Linked DNA regions of Homo sapiens: region 2 is linked to region 1. The links are chromatin loops, found by intact Hi-C in ENCODE. Cell type or tissue: gastrocnemius medialis. All regions are shown on one strand. Links, peaks and the distances in the headings refer to the core of each region. The heading gives the core; the rest is flanking DNA. Region 1 holds the start of TRAF3IP1 (TRAF3 interacting protein 1). Region 2 overlaps PER2 (period circadian regulator 2).

Evidence for each region. A loop is a pair of places that touch in the nucleus more often than their neighbours do. Peaks named below come from ENCODE experiments on the same cell type or tissue, not always from the same donor. Only the 100,000 strongest peaks of a DNase experiment are listed, where the experiment ranks them.
Region 2: it touches region 1 in a loop (2.6-fold over the local background); 15 of 110 quality-filtered maps call a loop at or near these places.

The regions. Positions count from the first base shown.
Region 1 is chr2:238,314,727-238,324,408 of GRCh38, reverse strand. It overlaps TRAF3IP1 (TRAF3 interacting protein 1), which reads right to left and starts at 3,891. Exons shown (of 17, transcript NM_015650.4): 1 at 3,624-3,891. The coding sequence starts at 3,746. RefSeq lists silencers at 3,398-3,627, 3,758-4,237 and an enhancer at 8,858-9,357. In gastrocnemius medialis, for the core only: no CTCF peak of the experiment used is centred there; DNase peaks (open chromatin) are centred at 1,158 and 4,008; H3K4me3 peaks cover 2,019 bases; H3K27ac peaks cover 3,986 bases.
Region 2 is chr2:238,242,792-238,252,473 of GRCh38, reverse strand. PER2 (period circadian regulator 2) reads left to right here. Exons shown (of 23, transcript NM_022817.3): 20 at 713-875; 21 at 1,731-1,923; 22 at 3,262-3,412; 23 at 5,950-8,430. The coding sequence ends at 6,099. Among named protein-coding and RNA genes, the nearest start is that of HES6, 7.6 kb to the right of the region's middle. RefSeq lists enhancers at 3,818-4,318, 5,127-6,326. In gastrocnemius medialis, for the core only: no CTCF peak of the experiment used is centred there; a DNase peak (open chromatin) is centred at 4,883; H3K27ac peaks cover 3,222 bases.

The sequences.
Region 1 (9,682 bases), core at 853-8,852:
GTGCAATGGAGGGAACAGATTCCAAAAAGAAAAGGAACTTTGGCTGGGCACAGTGGCTTACACCTGTAATCCCAGCACTTTGGGAGGCCGAGGTGGGTGGATCACTTGAGGTCAGCAGTTCAAGACCAGCCTGGCCAACAAGGTGAAACCCCGTCTCTACTAAAAATACAAAAATTAGCCAGGCATGGTGGTGGGCGTCTGTAATCCCAGCTACTCAGGAGGCTGAGGCAACAGAATTGTTTGAACCCGGGAGGTGGAGGTTGGAGTGAGTCAGAATCATGCCACAGGACTCCAGCCTGGGCAACGCAGTGAGACTCTGCCTCAAAAAAAAAGAAAGAAAAGAAAAGGAATTTCTCAACCTAGTTTGCTAAGACTAGAAGTTCTGCAAGGGTCTTTCTCCTCACCACGTGTCACTACTCACTTCTTAAGATGGTGGCAGGCTCCACACCTCACTGCTTTGGTTCTCTCCCTAATCATCCCTTCCCTCAGGTAACCTGTACCTCCTAATTAGCCCTAAAACCAGCTTTTAGGGCAATTATTTTTCCTGTTCCTCTCAACCACCACACCCAGCCAGGGTCCTGGGTTGTCTCAGACTGCAGTTTTTTGAAATGTGGTAGGTTACTGTAAAATCAATACAATTTGTAGCAACAAGCATTTTGAATAGCTGGGACCCTTACCAGCAGGCTGCATGGTATGTGGTAAGGACAGGTATGCTCATAGCCACATATCCTAGGTCAGCTAATAAAGCATATTTATTACGGGAAGACATGTTTTAAAAACAAGACAGTCCCACCCTAATGAGAGCCTCCTCTGGAATCAAGCCACAACTCCTTAATTTGCATCAAGTTAGGTATTAATGAATCTAGGAGTTTTCATTCCACACCACACTATGTAAGAGCTATGCTACTGTTTTTCTTGAGATGACAGGTAGAATATTAAGAGCATCCTGCATTTAACATTCCTGGAACATTTTCATTTTGTCCCTGTTGAGGTTTTCCCAGGATGCTGGCAGTTAAAATTGTGAGCAATAGGCTGGGTACAGTAGCTCACACCTGTAATCTCGGCACTTTGGGAGGCCGAGGCAGGCGGATCACCTGAGGTCAGGAGTTCGAGATCAGGCCGGACAACATGGCGAAACCCCATCTCTACTAAAAATAGAAAAATTAGCTGGACATGGTGGCATGTGCCTGCAGTCCCAGCTACTCAGAAGGCTGAAACAGGAGAATTGCTTGAACCTGGGAGGCGTAAGTTGCAGTGAGTGGAGACTGTGTCACTGCACTCCAGCCTGGGCGACAGAGCAAGAATCCCTCTAAAAAAAAAAAAAAAATTGTGAACAATAACTGTAAGTGACAAGAGACATTAACGTCACAGTATCCACACTTAGCTTAATGAAACGGGGTGGTTAGTGTAGCTATAGCTAAAATACTAATATAGCAATGTGTGTATAATATTCAGTACAGTAAAGCATTTTCATAAGAGGCTCTCCACCTATTATCTGAAAATCCTTTCCAATATGTCAGTCATTCTAACAACTTTATCAAGTAGGTCATAATTTATTTATCTTTACACAGGGAGAGAAATCAACTTTGGCATTAGATGAGGAAGTCTATGGGAGAAGAGCAGACCAGTCGTTCCTAATTGGGAACATGCAACTCGTTCCACACACCCTATCTACCTGGCCAAGAAGGCAATTCTTTTTTTTTTTTTTTTTTTTTTTTTTTGAGACAGGGTCTTACTCTGTCACCCAGGCTAGAGTGCAGTGTTACAATCACAGCTCACTGCATCCTCAACCTTCCCGGCTCAAGCAATCTTCCCTACTCAGCCTCCTGAGTAGCTGGGATTACAGGTGCACCACCACACTCAGCTAATTTTTGTATTTTCAGTAGAGATGGAGTTTTAACCATGTTGGCCAGGCTGGTCTTGAACATCTGGGCTCAAGTGATCTGCCCGCCTTGGCCTCCCAGAGTGCTGGGATTACAGGCGTGAGCCACAGCACCCAGCCCATGTTCCTCCTCCTCTCCCATTAGGATTCCTCTGACCAACTATGCGGTAGTGACTGGACAGCCACCGTGAGCTGAGCGCCATCACTGCCCCACAAGGATAAGGCACACTCCCTGCACCTCCCTCCTGGGGCTCTGCATTTCAGTGGGACAGACAGGCCTGGGAGAATAAAGGTTTTGGCAGCCACAGCTAGAGTGGGCTGGGCTCACACTGGCTCTTGTTCCCTCTGGGTCAGAGGACGGGTACCCGCCTACTTCACGGGACGGTGGTGATGCGGCACATTGTCCCCCTCCCACCGGGCTATCCACACAGCAGGTCCTCTCCCCACACACTGTCCAGGACAGGCTGTAAGTGCTGCACCAGCTGGGAGGACATGACCAGGGCTGGCGAGGCCCTGGGATGTGGGTGGATTCGAGAGCATTTTTAGGCACTGTTTTAACACAGAGGCACACGCTCCAGGAGACCACACGTTATAAGCTAAGGTAGGAGGGCAGAACCAGTAAAGCAAAGTCTGTGCAAGAATAAGGCACCCAACCTGTTGAAAAGAGTGAGAAACAGAGCTTGAGGACCATCACCAGGTGAGGTCATGAGGCCCTGGAAGTCTGCAAGTCCAACCTGAATCCTAAATCCCAAAACACACCTCTGAGTTCCCACGTGCCCTTGGGTCCACCATGGAAATGGGTGCTGCGCCCGCTGCAGTGACGCTCCTGAGAGTTACCAGGGAGTTACCACGAGCCTTGACAGGTCCCACTCAACAGGGGATGTTTGTTGTGCAATTTCTATGTACCTTACCCAGTGCAGATCACCAGAGCCATGCTAATAAGCAAGCCAGGGTCTCCGTCACGGAGGAGCACACCATCCGCAAGTGGAAAAAGCTACAGAGACCACCAATCTCAACGTAGGGCAGGCTGTGCAGCTCTGTTACAGTCTTTCCTGCCAAGTCCCCCTACAGCCGCCTCCACTAAATCCACCCGCAGGCATTTATTAAGCACCCAAAATGTGGTATGGAGGGAAACTTTGGGGCAGAAGGGTTGTATAAAAAATATTATTTCCATTCTCCCAGGATTTAGGGAGTGCCTTCCACGTGCTACATACTTCAGGGCAAGCGAGAGGGGTTCTGCAAGGTTAGACGAGGCAGGAGTCACAGAAGCAGCTCTGCCAGCAATAATGGAAGATGCACTCTAAGGAAATACAAGGGCAGGCAGGGAAGAAGTAAGAATGCTCCTGAGGGCCCGGAGCCTCCTTGTAAGCGGCGGCCCGGAGCCGGGGGAGGGGCAGGACCTCCTCACGGAGGGCGCCGCGGAATTGGGCCTACAGGCCGGGCTCCCAGGCAGGGGCCGCACAGAACTCTCGCCCCGACCCCGGAACTGACCCCGGCCCCCGACCCGCACCCTGTGCCCGGCCCACACCCGGCCCTGAACAGGTCCCCGACCTGCACCCCGAGCCCGGCCCACACCCGGTTCACACCCGGCCCGGGCCCCGACTCCGGCCCAGCCCCGGCCCCCGACCCGCACCTGAGCCCGAGCCCGGCTCGCACCCGGCGCCACCCGGCCCGGGCCCTGACCTCGGCGCCCACCGGAATCCCGACCCGCACCTGGCCGGGCCCGGTCCCCGGCGCCCACCTCCGTGATGATGTCGTGCAGGTAGCGGAACGGGGGCTTGCTCAGCAGCTTCTCGGTCAGCGGCGGCCTCCGAATCACTTTCCCCAGCGCCTCCTGCGTCCGCCTCACCACCGCCGCGTTCATGACGGCGTCCGCCGCCCGCTGGCCGCCCGCGCCCCTCAGCCGGCCTGGCCGAGCCTAAGCCCGGGTCCCTGGCCGCCGCCGGCCCCGCCGCCGCCGCCGCCCGGTCCTGCCAGGACGCGCCGCTCCGGTTTCCATCCCACAGTGCACCGGAGCCCACCACAGCGCCTGCGCGGCCGCCGCAGGGCGTTCGGTCACTAGGGCTGCGCGGCCTTAGCAACGGACGCGCCGCGGCGCCCCGCCCCCTGCCCGCCTTCCAGCGCCCGCGCAGGCAGGAGTGGGGGTTCCGCGGGAGGGATTTGCGGGAGTGCGGCTGTGCCAGAGCAGGCGGGGCGCGGCGGGGCGGGGAAAGGGGATCTGGGATCGGGCGCCTGGCCCCTCCTCTGCCGAGCGACGGCCTCGGGAAGCCGGTGTTCGCTCGCGTTAGAGGCGACTGCCTGAGGACTGATTAAGAACAAGGTAACCTCCAAGATCTGTGCCGCCTGTTTCCCAAATCTCAAGGGCTTTCGAAGGCACTGGTTCATCGGAGGGGACGGCACTAAGTTATCCCAAAACACACGGAATAGAAAATACGCTGTCCTGGCTGGTAATTAATAAGGCTTCTTGGGCAAGTCACCTGTTTTCTCTGAGACTTCACTTCTGCTCCCACAAAGCAGGACTAGTGTGCCCGCTGCCTAACCCACCTCCCAAGAAGGTAAATGGTGACTAAATGCTGTGTCGGTGCTCTGAAACCGGGACAAAGCCATGCCTAGTTGTCCTACTAGGTGTCCGTGATTCTTTACCACCTGTCCTCTGTCCATCATGCACAGGCCTACCGCAGAAATCCTTCCGGCGATTTGAGAGCTCTGGGGTCTGTAGTTCTTCTAATGAGAACACCATTATAACCTTTTTTTTTTTTTGAGACGAAGTCTGACTCTGTCGCCCAGGCTGGAGTGCAGTGGCACGATCTTGGCTCACTGCAACCTCCACCTCCCAGGTTCAAGTGATTCTCCTGCCTCAGCCTCATGAGTAGCTGCGACTTCAGGCTCCCGACACCACACCAGCCTCGCTTTTGCATTATTAGTAGAGACGGGGTTTCACCATGTTGGCCAGGCAGGTCTGGAACTCCTGACTTCAGGCAATCCGTCCGCATCGGCCTCCCAAAGTGCTGGTATTACAGGTGTGCGCGACCGCCCCCATTATAACTTTTAAATTGACCTTCATTTTTACCATTTTCAGGCCTCCTCATTTTTTGTGGAGATCTAAATCGCCATCTGGTGTCATACCCCTCCTGTCTGAAGAACTTCCTTTAATATTTCTTCTAGCACAGTTCAGTTGGTAATGGAAAAGTTATACAGACAACCAATTTCAATGCCAGTCAGGCTGTATGGTTTATCAACAAATACTAAATTGCATTTTTATAGTTTTCCTTCCATGTCCCCCTATAACCACCTCCAGTAAATTCAGCCACAAATATTTATTAAGCATAGAAGTATAGAATTCTAGAGTTGGGAGGTCAGGAGTTCGAGACCAGCCTGACCAACATGGTGAAACCCCGTCTCTACTTAAAATACAAAATATTAGCTGGGTGCAGAGGCGGGCGCCTGTAATCCCAGCTACCAGGAAGGCTGAGGCAAGAGAATCACCTGAACCCAGGAGACAGAGCTTGCAGTGAGCCGAGGTCATGCCACTGCAATCCAGCCTGGGTGACAGAGTGAGACTCCGTCTCAAAAAAAAAAAAAAAGAATTCTAGGGGTACAGTGGCTCACGCCTGTAATCCCAGCACTTTGGGAGCCTGAGGCAGGCAGATCACTTAAGGTCAGGAGTTTGAGACCAGCCTGGCCAAAATGGTGAAAGCCTGTCTCTACTAAAAATATAAAAATTAGCTGGGCGTAGTGGTGTGTGCCTGTAACCCCAGCTACTTGGAAGGCTGAGGCACAAGAATCGCTTGAACCCGGGGGTTGGAGCTTGCAGTGAGCCAAGATGGCACCACTGCACTCCTGCCTGGGCAACAGAGCAAGACTCTGTCTTTAAAAAACAAAAACAAACAAAAAGAAAAGTGTAGCATTCTAGACTGACTGTTTTTGTTTTTCAGTACTTTAAGGATGTTACTCCATTGACTTCTGGCTTGCGTAGTTTCTGAATAAAAGTCTTCCGTAATTCTTTGTTCTTCTGTCTATTGTTTCTGGCTGCCTTCAAGATTTTATTTTTATTATTGGTTTGCCAGAAGTTTGCACATGGTATATCTAGATGTGGGGGTCTCTTCTACTTAAAATTTATATTTTATTATTTACATACAATAAAATTCACACATTTTAAGTGTGCAGGTTGATACATTTTGGTAATTATATACAATTATGTTACCACCACCACAATCAGAATACAGAACAGTCCCTGCACCCTAAAACATTTCTTGCTGCTTATTTGCAGCCCATCTCCTTCCCCACCCCAGCCCCAGGCAGCCACTAATCTGGTTTCTGTCATTATAATTTTGCCTCTTCTAGAGTTTCATATAAATGGAATCATGCAGTACACAGTCTTTTGTATTTCATTATTTCTCTTATATTTTTGAGATTCATTCATATTGTTACACGTATATTAATATGCCATTCCTTTTTGTGGCTGAATGGTATTTCATAGTGTAATTTGTTTATTCATCAGTTGATGGACATTTGGGTTGCTTTCAGTTTTTTATTTTTTATGAATAATGCTGCTGGCCAGGCATGGTGGCTCACACCTGTAATCCCAGCACTTCAGGAGGCTAAGGTGGGCAGATCACTTGAGGTCAGGGATTCAGCACCAGCCTGGCCAATGTGGTGAAACCCTGTCTCTACTAAAAATACAAAAATTAGCCAGTCGTGGTGGGGTGCATCTGTAATTCCAGCTACTCAGGAGGCTGAGGCACAAGAAATGTTTGAATCTGGGAGGCGGAGGTTGCAGTGAGCTGAGATCGTGTTACTGAACTCCAGCTTGGGTGACAGAGTGAGACTCTGTCTCAAAAAAAAAAAAAATGCTGCTATAACCATTCACTTACAAGTCTTTGTGAAAGTTTTCATTTCTCTTGTATTGGAATTGTTGGGTTGTATGGTAAGAATATGTTTAACTCTACAAATACTACCATGCTGTTTTTAAAGTGGCTGCATCATCATTCATTCCCACCAGCAATATATTGAATCCCAAGTTACTCCATATCCCTGCCAACATCTGGTATTGTCAGTCTTTTTGTTTTTCTTCTTCTTTTTGTTTTTGGGTTTTTTTTTTTTTTTTTTTTTTTTGAGATGGAGTGTTGCTCTGTTGCCCAGGCTGGAGTGCAATGGCATGCTCTCAGCTTACTGCAACCTCTGTTTCCTGGGTTCAAGTGATTCTCCTGCTTCAGTCTCCTGAGTAACTGGGATTACAGGCACCCGCCACCATACCCAGCTAATTTTTGTATTGTCAGTAGAGATGGGGTTTCACCATGTTGGCCAGACTGGTCTCGAACTCCTGACCTCAGGTGATCTGCCCGCCTTGGCCTCCCAAAGTGCTGGGATTACAGGTGTGAGCCACTGTGCCCAGCCTGTCAGTCTTCCCACCTGCACCCCCCCGCCACCCCGCAGACAGAGTCTTGCTCTGTCGCCCAGGCTGGAGTGCAGTGGCACTGTCTTGGCTCACTGCAAGCTCCGCCTCCCGTGTTCATGCCATTCTCCTGCCTCAGCCTCCTGAGTAGCTGGGACTACAGGTGCCTGCCACCACGCCCAGATATTTTTTGTATTTTTTAGTAGAGACAGGGTTTCACCATGTCGGCCAGGATGGTCTCAATCTCCTGACCTCAAGATCTACCCACCTCAGCCTCCCAAAGTGCTGGGATTACAGGCGTGAGCCACCGCACCCGGCCCCTGTCAGTCTTTTTTAACGTTCATCTTTCTACGGGTGTGGAATGGTGTCTTGTTATGGTTCCTATTTACATTTCTGTAGTGATTAGTGATTTTGAGCATATTTCCCTGCCCTTGCTAAATATTCATATATCTCTAGTGAAGATACCACATCAAGTATCATTCAAGCATTTACTGAATCACTGCTATGTATGGATTACTGTCTGAGTGCTGGGGATTTAATGGGGAGTTAAGACCTTCTAGAAGGCAGCGTCCATGCTGTCCACTGGTCCTAGGAACATCACTCCTCATGCTGCTAACTATATCCAGGACCAAGTGAGCTTTGGTCACCTAGACAGAGGCCAGATGAAAGGGGCCAGGGCTCATCTCCTTCTAACTGTTGGCCTTGCTTCCTCCTACACTGCACCTTGCAGGTGGGCTGGCTGTGTGAGACTCGGCCGAGAGGCTGGGAGACACCTAAGAGAGAGACAGCCCATGATAGAGGGAATTTAACGACACTCACCATATAGAACCATCCCATGCTCCGTGGGGAAAACAAGCCCCCAAAGAGTTGCACCCTCAGAGGGATTCCATCTTGGCTGCTCTCCGTTTATAACCCTACTCCTTGGCCAGAGCACCACCAGCCTCTGACTCCTGCCTCATGAAATCTTCCTGACTCTGGAAACTCCACTCCCAACCCACAGAAGCTTTTGTGATCTTCCATCCATCCCCTTTCTCTCAGCACTACACTTCCCAGAGTATATGGTCTCCAGTCCAGACTCACACCATCCCAAGGACCTCTGCAGGACAGTCCACTGTGACATTTGGCACTGCAGTCCCTTGGAACAGTCCAGGATGACGGTGGACACTGAATCACTGAATCACGCTCCTTCTAGGGCTCCCAAATTCCCATTCTTCTCCTGATTGTCCACACGTGTCCTTATCACACACGTACCTCCTTCCCAAGAACAAGCATTAATTAAACAGTTCATCAAACCCCATAAAGAAAAATAAATAGTTTCCATACTGCCCTGTCATTTGCCAACATCCCCCACCCAGTGAAACTAACACTTCCCATGAACATGGAGAATGCTGTTAGCTCCCTTCATTCCTGCATTTCACCTTTCCTGCCCACCACCCAACCTCTCCTCAGGCCTCCCTGAAAGTTTTTATAGGGGAGGAGCATGGTGAGACTGTACTTCTTCGTGGCTGGGCCCTCATTTCGCAGAGGCTGGCCTAAAGCTCTGAAACGATGAAGCCCTTAGACAAGACTGCAGCAGCCTCCTGCTCCCAGGTGTTAGAGAGAGGGCGGTCATCTTCACAGGATGACAGGGCCCTCCAGGGGTGCTGCACCAGATGCAGGTGATGCTGTGGTGGCTGAAAGCGGGAGAGTCTTCCCAAACTGGAGGAAGCCCGGCTGGGCCGCCTTCCCTGATCTGCCCACCATGGCCAAGCTGGGAGCCAAGAGGCTCCTGCAAGGGCCCATCCGTCTCTGAGCTCTGAGCTGGCTGGGGTCAGCCTGAGCAGCGGTGGAAGGAGCACAGAGACCACAAGCGCCCTGCCTTCGGAACAATGTTCCCAAGAGCAGAGCTCCCCGGCCCCCGCCCCAGAAAGTCCCATCTGGGCAGTATCCTCCTCTGGGCCTGATGGCCAGAAACCCGCTTGTCTGACAGTGGCCAGCCTGAGTGGTGGGAGAGGTAGGTGTGGCCTGGAGAACACTTGGGCCCCTGAGGTTCGGACCCTGAACCAGTGCTGCTCAAAGGGGAAGCTGGTTCCTATCTCTCCCCCAGCCTATGGAGAGCAGGAGCCGTGTGGGCCAAGGCCTTGTGGAGGCCTTGAGGGCACAGGGCCTGGCTGTTTGGAACTGTGAGCCATCAGAGACCCTCCTGCCCACCTGGGCATCAGGAGCTCTGAGAAGATCTGGGACAAGGGAGCAGAGTCACCCAGTCCCACCGAGATCCTTACGGAGGCGGGGAGGTGGCCAGGGAGTGGACATGCGTCCCTGGACAGTGCAGTGCTTGAGGAGCATGGACTGTCTTCCATGCCACCCACTGTGTCTCATGAGGCCCCAACACTGCCTCAAGGTGAGTCCTCACCCTCTGCACAGAG
Region 2 (9,682 bases), core at 838-8,837, 72 kb after region 1:
TTTCCATCCTCCGCAGGCGTAGGGACACTGTGTGAGATTCTTAACCAGTTAATGAAACGGTAGTTGTATTTGCAGTTAAACGCTTGTGTTTCTGAACGAGCTCAAGTGTGTGGGAACGCCAGCAGCAGTGCAGTCCGTAGGCCTCAGGCGATTCCCTGCCTTGGCCAGAGGACCTAGGGCTCCCGGGTGAGGAAGTGCAAGCATGTAGATCTGTGGAGCTTCTCCCAGTCCTCCTGCCACCTCCGGGCTCCTGCTTCTGGAGTCCTGGGCCTGCAGTCTGGGTTTCCAAGGAGAGGAGGGTCAGGGATGCTCCCCAGGCCAGGCCCCGCCCTCAATCCCAAGGCAGCCCCCACACCGGGTGCTGTGAGAGGCGTTTTCCCCATCCATGTCTGCTGCATGTGAGGAGGGGGCTGTGGCCAAGGAGCAGCCTGAGGCTTTCCCCCCTGGAGCCCAGGTATTGCCGTCTTCCATGTGACTCTCCGAAAATTAAATGTAACTAGACGGCATCCATAGAGCATCAGTGGAATTTGCACCGTAGGCCTGGTGGTGATGCGTGGTCTGCTCGTTAGGCCGTCCCTGGCCGTGAACCTTGCAGCCGCTCCACAGCACCCCTCCACCCTCACCCCACTCATGCCCCCCACCCCCACCCCGCTGCATATGCTGTGTCCTGACTGAGCCCCTGAACAGCAGTATCTGCTTCCTGTCCCTAAAGCGTGATGAACCCTCAGACACACAGAACAGTGACGCCCTTTCCACGTCAAGCGGCCTCCTAAACCTCCTGCTGAATGAGGACCTCTGCTCAGCCTCGGGCTCTGCTGCTTCGGAGTCTCTGGGCTCCGGCTCACTGGGCTGCGACGCCTCCCCGAGTGGGGCAGGTATGTTGGCCCTGGCGGGGTGTTAGGCACTTGGGAGGTTCCTGCAGGATGCACTGCTCCAGAGTCACAGGCCGGCCTCTGTGCTCAGAACAGGGATCACCGGCACTCCCCAAGCAGCTGTCAGAGCCCATGCAGACACCCACACAGACACACTCTCCCTGTTCAGCATGGCTGGCCCTAGCTAGTCAGAATTCCACATCCTCCCTGTTTGCTTCTGATTTCAGTGCCTACAGGCCTCACACCCTGGCTCCTTGTGGGACCAGCCCTCTGACTCCCCAGATAGTGGTTTGCCTTCCTGCTTTAGTTCCACTTGTGTGAACTGAGGGTATGGAGCACCTGCAAGCCTCTACCCGCTGGGATCTTTCACATGTGATCTGGAATCTCAGGCACCAGAAATGTACACACTCTCCACAAAATTGAAGCTCCCCTACTTCTCTGGAGTGAGCTTTCACCTCGCCTCCCTTCGCAGGCGTGCTGCACAGGTGAGGCTGGCTAGGGAGCGCTCCAGGCCAGCTGCCTCCCCTTGTGGGAAACTGCAGTGCCCTGTGGTCCACATGAGTGGAGATGGTGAGAGCTTGGGAGAGAAGGTCAAGGCTTCTAACACGCAGCTCCACCTGAGCTGCTCAGGGCTTCACAGGAAAGAATCGCCTGCATGGCACTAGCAGAGATCCTGTTTCCTAATTACCCAGAGCATTCAAGAAGTGGGAGAGAAGGGGAACATGCACCGGCATAGATACCCAATACCTAAGAAGGCACTGGGCTCTCTCAAATCATTCTGACTTTGAGGAAGCACATTATGCAAGGTTTAATTTCATATGTCAATGTTTTGACGCACCACGTTTTTTGTTTTTAAAGGCAGTAGTGACACAAGTCATACCAGCAAATATTTTGGAAGCATTGACTCCTCAGAGAATAATCACAAAGCAAAAATGAACACTGGTATGGAAGAAAGTGAGCATTTCATTAAGTGCGTCCTGCAGGATCCCATCTGGCTGCTGATGGCAGATGCGGACAGCAGCGTCATGATGACGTACCAGCTGCCTTCCCGGTAACCACCCAGCGTTTTCCTAGGCACCTGGGGAGGGATGGGGTTCAGGAGCTCCCAGAAACAACAAGGTCAAGGTCATTCAGATGGGGCGGGACGCCCCTCTGAAAGACTTAGATTTAGCTGAGTGCAGCAGAGAAGCAGGCTTCCCTCTGGACAATTCTGCCAGGCTAGTACAGGGTGGCCCTGGCCCTGCAGTGTGGCCAGGATAAGCCGGGGCCATGTGGATTCACACCCTACAGCCTTCGAGGAAGACAGGCTCCTGGTGCCTCCTTCACAGTGCCATGCTCAATTTTCACAAAGCATTGGTGCCAGCATCTCTTGCTTTGTTGCCCAGTAACCCTGTGAGGTAAATGGGGTGTATCTGGCTGTCTGACTTAGACTTGAAGGAACCAAGTGTCAAGGTAGGTGACCAGCCCAGGGAGCGGGCTGCTCTGCAGTGACCCGGGGCTCTGTGTCCACATCAGGCTGCCATAGGGAACTGCATGTGGTCCCTTCCCCTGCGGAGCACCCGCTTGGCATGGGAAGCTGGGAGGAAAGAAAGGAAGGAAAAATGAACCCTGTGTAGGTCTGTTTCCACACTGCTGTAAAGAAATACCTGAGATTGGGTAATTTATAAAGGAAAGAGGTTTAGTTAACTCACAGTCCTGCGGGGCCAGGGAAGCCTCAGGAAACTTACAGTCATGGTGGAAGGGAGGAGAAGCAAGCACCTTCTTCACAAGGCAGCAGGAAAAGAGCACAAGCGAAGGAGGAACTGCCAAATACTTATAAACCCATCAGATCGCGTTACAACTCACTATCACCAGGACAGCGTAGGGGAACCGCCCCCATGATCCAGTCCCCCCTCACCAGGTCCTTCCCTCAACACATGGGTATTACAGTTCCAGATAAGATTTTTGTGGGGACACAGAGCCAAACCATATCAAACCCCTAAGTCCTCTGGTCAGCTAGTGGATATGGGGGCTCCATCTCCAGGGCAGCTGTAGTCCAGCCCAGCACAGGCCAGTGGCAGGGGAATGCCGTCCTGCTGGCAAGAATCTCCCAGATGAACCATGCCTGTGTGGACCTGAGCCCCAGGGGACAAGGTTACACCTGCAGATACGCAGCTCCCAGGCCTATTGTAAAATACAGAAAAATTAAATCTTGACCAGAATCATCATTTTCATAGAAAAACTACGGGTTCTTTACTAGGGAGATTAAGTTACCTTAAATGAAAATTTTTTTAAAGAAAAGGAAATTTGCATTAAACAAAATCATCTAAAACTACATTATTCTGAAAGAATAAAAATAGATACCCTTAAGACATTTGAAAGCTTACCGATTTCTAAATATCTTGCGAAGAAATTTAGAAGCGGTTTTGAAGGAGGACAGAGAGAAGCTGAAGCTCCTACAGAAACTCCAGCCCAGGTTCACGGAGAGTCAGAAGCAGGAGCTGCGCGAGGTCCACCAGTGGATGCAGACGGGCGGCCTGCCCGCAGCCATCGACGTGGCAGTAAGCTCACGGGACTCGATTTCTGATATGGCCCTAAAAGGCTCTGTGATGGGGATTCTCTGTACTGTCTTTGCAACTTTTCTGTCAATTTAAAACTTCTAAAATTAGGCCGGGCGCGGTGGCTCACGCCTGTAATCCCAGCACTTTGGGAGGCCGAAGCGGGTGGATCACGAGGTCAGGAGATCGAGACCATCCTGGCAAACACGGTGAAACCCCGTCTCTACTAAAAATACAAAAAATTAGCTGGGCGTGGTGGCGGGCGCCTGTAGTCCCAGCTCCTCAGGAGGCTGAGGCAGGAGAATGGCGGGAACCCCGGAGGCAGAGCTTGCAGGGAGCCAAGATGGCACCACTGCACTCCAGCCTGAGCGACAGAGCAAGACTCTGTCTCAAAAAAAAAAAAAAAAATTTCTAAAATTAAAGGTTTATGTTTTTAAAGGCACAGCACTAGGTCCACTTCAAAGAACTTTTCTCCAGTGGCTTTTCAATGTTGTTTCCAAAAAGGCTGAAAAATCTAATCTCAGTCACTTGCTGAAATCTGTTTTTTCTTTCTTTCAATTCTGTTTTCTATTTTACAAAAAAAAACCCTCTCCTGTCACAAACCCTCAGTGTCCCTGGAGAACATTAAATAATGGTGGAAAAAACAAGTTCCTGCTGGCGTGCTCTCAGGCACATGTCCTTCCAGCGGCCCTGTGGGCACTCCAGCCCCTCTCTCCTGCTCTCTGCCGACCCCTCCCTCCCACATACCGTGGAAGCTGCTCTTGTCAAGGTCTCAAGTTCTCCAGCAGCCGAACACAGTGTCACTTCTCAGTCCTCGTCCCAGGGACCATTGGCAGCAGTGAGCGGCTCTCTCCAGGGAGCTCTTGCTGCCCTTGGTCTCCAGGCCCTGTGCTCTTCAGGCTGTCCCTCTGACCTCTTGGCCTCCCCACAGGCTCTTCCTCTTCTGCCCACCCTCGGGCTCAGTGTCTGCACCTCTTTTCCCCACCTGCACCCTGCAAGCCCTGGAGGCATCCTGGGCTCTACTTATCAGGCCCCAGCTGGTGGGTTGGCAGATTGTCTGGGTTTAACCTTGAAGGTAGATGAAGCCCATCACCACACAGGTCCAAGCCATGAGGATGCTTCCATGGCATGAACCCTGGATGTCAGAGTGGCCTCGAAGCTGCACTCACTGCTCCCTGTGTCACCTCCGGTGACAGTTCAGATTCCTGCCAGCACTGTGCCACCTCAATCAGAATAAATGGTTGCAAAGCCATACACATCTGACCACCTATCCACATCTTCTACCTCATCTCCCATTTTTCCTCTCCTTCCCTCCTCTCCAGCTACACTGGCCCCTTGGCTGTTTCCCCGACTGCCCTGGCAGGCCCCTGCCACAGGATCTTCGCACATGCCCAGCCCTTTGCTTGGAATCCTTTTTCCTGAAATAGACCCGTGGCTCACCCTGGCTGCCTTAGAGTCTGTTTTCCACCCGCTGCTGCATTAGTAATCTGCTGCTGCATGGCAGATGGCCCCAACGCTTAGTGACTTCAACAATGAACTTGTATTACCTTGCACGGTCTCTTTGGGTCAGGAATTTGAGAGCGGCTTAGCTGGGTACTTCTAGCTCAGGGTCGTTCCTGATGTTGACGGTAAGATACTGGTGGGGGCTTCTGTCACCTGCCAGCTGGAGGACCGGCTTCCAGGAGCCTCACTTGCAGGCCTCTCACACACTGCTGGCTCTTGGCAGAGGCCTCAGCTCCTTGCCATGGGGACCTCTCCGTAGGGCTGCCTGGATGTCCTCACAGTGTAGCAGGTGACTTCCCCAGAGAGGAAAAGAGGAAGCCAAGGTGCCTTTTAGGACCTAGAATCAGAAGTCAGGTACTCTTTGTTAGAGGCAAATGCCTAAGTCCAGCCAAGGTTTAAGGAGAAAGGAATTAGGCCCCACCTTTTGAGGAAGGAGTGGCAAAGAGTGTGGACACGTTTCAAAATCATTGCGTCACCTTTTCTTTGGCCTGCTGTGAATGTCCAGTTGAAAATCACAGATGTCCTCTATATACCCTATGCCTCTGGAGCCCTTCTTAGTTATTGTCTCTCTCTGCTACTAGAGTGCCAGCTCCTGGGACAGGGATTTTGGCCTTTGCTGCCAGCCACCTCCTGGCTGACACCTGGTCACCTGCACCTTACTCAGTTTGAATGACTTTTTATCTTTTGAGACAGAGTCTCACTCTGTCGCCCAGGCTGGAGCACAGTAGCGTGATCTCCGCTCACTGCAAGCTCTGCCTCCAGGGTTCAAGCGATTCTTCTGCCTCAGCCTCCCAAGTAGCTGGGACTACAGGTGCCTGCCACCACGCCCAGCTAATTTTTTGTATTATTAGTAGAGATGGGATTTCACCGTGTTAGCCAGGAAGGTCTCGATCTCCTGACGTCGTGATCTGCCCGCCTCGGCCTCCCAAAGTGCTGGGATTACAGGCGTGAGCCACCGCGCCCGGCCAATTTGAATGACTTTTGTAACAACTCAGATCTCAAGTTTGTTACTGATTTCTCTTTTTTTTTCTTTTAAGGAATGTGTTTACTGTGAAAACAAGGAAAAAGGTAATATTTGCATACCATATGAGGAAGATATTCCTTCTCTGGGACTCAGCGAAGTGTCGGACACCAAAGAAGACGAAAATGGATCCCCCTTGAATCACAGGATCGAAGAGCAGACGTAACCCCTGCCCCACCTCAGCCCGGCAGCCAGCGAGGTACACCAGGTGGTGCTTGGAAGAGATGAAAGATCTTCATGGCTGTTTCCACTGAAATGGACACATATGCTCATGTTGCTTTTTTTGTTTTAGAAAAAAAAACAACATAGTTTTCTGAAGGGGCGACTTAAAACTGTGGAGAGTGGGGAGAGTTCGGAAAGAAATATGTTTTTATATATAAAATATATATGTGGAGTTTTGTGGGATGGGGAAGAGATTTTAGTTGTTATTTAACTTGAGAAAGACTAAGCGCCTCTTAGTGTCAGGGAAGTTGCCTCAGTGCTCCCAGAAGTCCTGTGACTGTGACGAGACCTCTGTCTGCTGCACCAGCTGGGGACTCTGGCTTCCAGAGCTTTCCCAGGGTGTTTGGATCAGATCAAATTTTGTCCTCTCTTGGGGACTGCTTTTTATCTGAATTATCATTTAGTCAAGGTAGAGTGTTTTTTTATACATACCAAATGGAGATAGCAGCCTCTCCTAGTTTTATTTCAAAACGTTTCACATTAAATGGTGTGAAGCGTTGTTTGGCAAACCAACAGCTTTGGCTTCTGGTGTGGTCAATATTTCAGTCTGACATAGGTTTTGTTTGTAGTGAACAAAGTTGAAACATTTGCTCTGGACTAAAGAAGCCTAGTGGTTTGTGTGGCCAACTCCATCGGATGAATGCACACGCAGACAGACCCTCTGTATATTTCTGCATTATTCTTGTCTCCTTTTCAGACCATGATGGCCAATATGGAGATTAAAATATGTCATCAGTCATCTCTTTATGGTGACTTCCCTTTGCAAACCAGGCTGTGACCAACACATGTGAGACCCAGTCCTGTTTGGTTTTCTTCCGTTGGAACCACCCAGACATCTGCTTCCACCCAGCCAAGCCCACATCACATCTCCTGGCCGAGAGCAGCCACTGCCACTCAGTCTGACAGCTTGCGACTGCATCTGTATTTTCAGGGGTGCAGTGAGCTCACCTCTCCCACTGCACCCTGGGTTGGGTGCACAGCCCTCATTCTTTTCATGAGCCCGACCTCTCTCGGAGCAGCTTCAGGCCTCTGCCAGTGTCCCCAGCACTTTTAGGTCATTTGGACACTTGGGGAAAAGTGAGGCCAGTCTGCCCGGCTTTTTACAAAACCTCATGTTGCATTGTATATTCCAAAGATGGTTCAGAAAATTTAATATTGGTCCCTGGTGGAAATTCAAAGTTATCACTGAAGAACAGTTGACTTAAAATTGGACCAAGACTATGAGGCTTAAAAGGGACCAGGGTTTTCTTTTTTTTTTTTTTTTTTTTTTTTTTTTAGATGGAGTTTCTTTTTGCCCAGGCTGGAGTGCAGTGGCGCCATCTTGGCTCACTGCAACCTCTGCCTCCCAGGTTCAAGCGATTCTCCTGCCTCAGCCTCCTGAGTAGCTGGGACCACAGGCGACTGCCACCACACCCAGCTAATTTTTTGTATTTTTAGTAGAGACAGGGTTTCACCATGTTGGCCAGGCTGGTCTCGAACTCCTGACCTCAAGCGATCCACCCACCTCGGCCTCCCAAAGTGCTGGGATTACAGGCGTGAGCCACCACGCCCAACTGGGACCAGGGTTTTCTGTTTTTTGATGGAGGTGAAATCTCTTTGTAATCCACTAGGTTTTCATCGTAAAACCATCTTATGCCTGACTATTAAACCTATTCTTCATAAACACAAGAACACTTTAATTTTTCGTTAATTTACAAAGTAACATCAGCTGCCTATGCCTATGATAAGGTAGCAGTCTGCATTCTTATGGCCATTAGATGTTACAAACTCCTTGCCTCTAAAGTCAGATCATGAAGGGATAGGTGTTCATCTAAGGTTACAGTTATGTTACCGAAACACAAAACTGCCAAAATCTTACTCTGCTGTTATGAATGTTTACCATCAGCATTATTTTATCATTTAATATGTGCTCACTGATTGTTAACTGTAGCTTCAGCGCGTGCCAAGCAGTTGACTTAATAGGATCATCTTGTGAATTTGTTTACGTGATGCCAAGCATCAAGTCATGTTTTCTTTAGTGTGTGTGCTTACACAGGTGTTAAACAGTTTTTCTCTATTTTAAACTGAGCCTTCTTTTTAATATATTCCCGAAGAGATATGTAAATAAGCTCTCAGAGTTTCTGTGATGATTTGTTGAGCCTTGCTGGACAAGTGGTTTGTTTGTGTGCAAACCAAACTTTCTTTACCCAGTGCAATAGATTTGTTTGACTGCTTGTGTCTTTTTATGACCTGTTTGCCTTTTAGAAAATTGGTAAATAAAGCAAGTATATTTTTATTTTTACTTGTATGTATTTTTCACATAGCACAAAGGAAAACCTGAATAGAGAGCAAAGATTATTTAAAAAAAATTTTTTTAAAGAACTCCAGGAATTCTGCATTAAAGAATCTTACATCCCAAAGGCCTCCTGGCGGTCAGCTCCCTTATAGCGTTTGCTTCTTGCTGGCTCCCTTTCTTCCTGTGCGTGTCACACACACACCCTCCTTCAGGCTGCAGGAGTGAACTCACGTAATGCAAACCTAATCGTGTCATGCCCCACAGTCTTTTCACTTTTAGTTGGAGGGGTGCAGCTGTCTGGCTCAGCCCCAGAGTGCCCCCAGCTCTGCCTCCACGCACCTCTGTCTTCCCTGCATCCCTGCCCTGGGTTACCTGGCCTTTCCAGGCTGGCTGCCTGTCTTCTGGTCATCGGGCTAGGTAGGGCTAAAGGTGGGGCGGTCAGGAGGCTCCACCAGGAAGGTCACATGTCTCCATTGCGAATGATATGGGCAGGGCGGCATAGTCCCCTGACCCCAGCCCTTCTTTCACAGTGATGAATGAAGCCTTGTGAGGCCAAAACTGTGGAAGCCCGAAGAGTTGCTCCCCATCCCTCCCACTCTTCAAACCATGACCCTGGGGGTGGGAGCAGAGAGCTGAATGGATCCTGAACCCAATGCCCAGCCTCTGAGAAGCTCCCTGAGCAGAAGGGAGGGGCTCTCCTCTGCCTGCTAGCCTGGCTGCCTAACGCCAAGTGCTGATGGGATAAAAGGCAAAGTCCTCCCTAGCGAGCACAGAGGCCTCTGCAAACTGCTCTAAATGGCCAGATATGGTTGTTTCACTGAACCTGAGTGCTTTTGGAAGACTCTTAATTGTATTTTTATTTACCATATAACCCCAAGGGATTTATTTCCAAACCAAACGGAGATTCTCTGAGTCTCCTGGGCAGATTGCCCACAAGGGGCCTGGACAGTCTACAGGCCGCAGCTGCCTTTGTTCCCCCAGGGATTTATGGCCTGCCACCCCCACTGCTAACTGGTATCCCCGCAGCAACCACCACCCTGCCCAGCCTCTGCTGGCCTCTGTTCCTGGCTCTAGGGGGATCAAAGGACTCAAATGCTCAGGAAGTCCATACTCAGGCAAACTTTGAAGGCAGGACTGGCCCAAGGGACAAATGGCAGGAAGTGTTGGCTAGGGGAGGCTGCTGTGAAGGAGGGAGGGAGGGCTTGGTGACCTCAAGATAGGCCAGGCTTCTGGGACAAAAAGGCCATGCCAG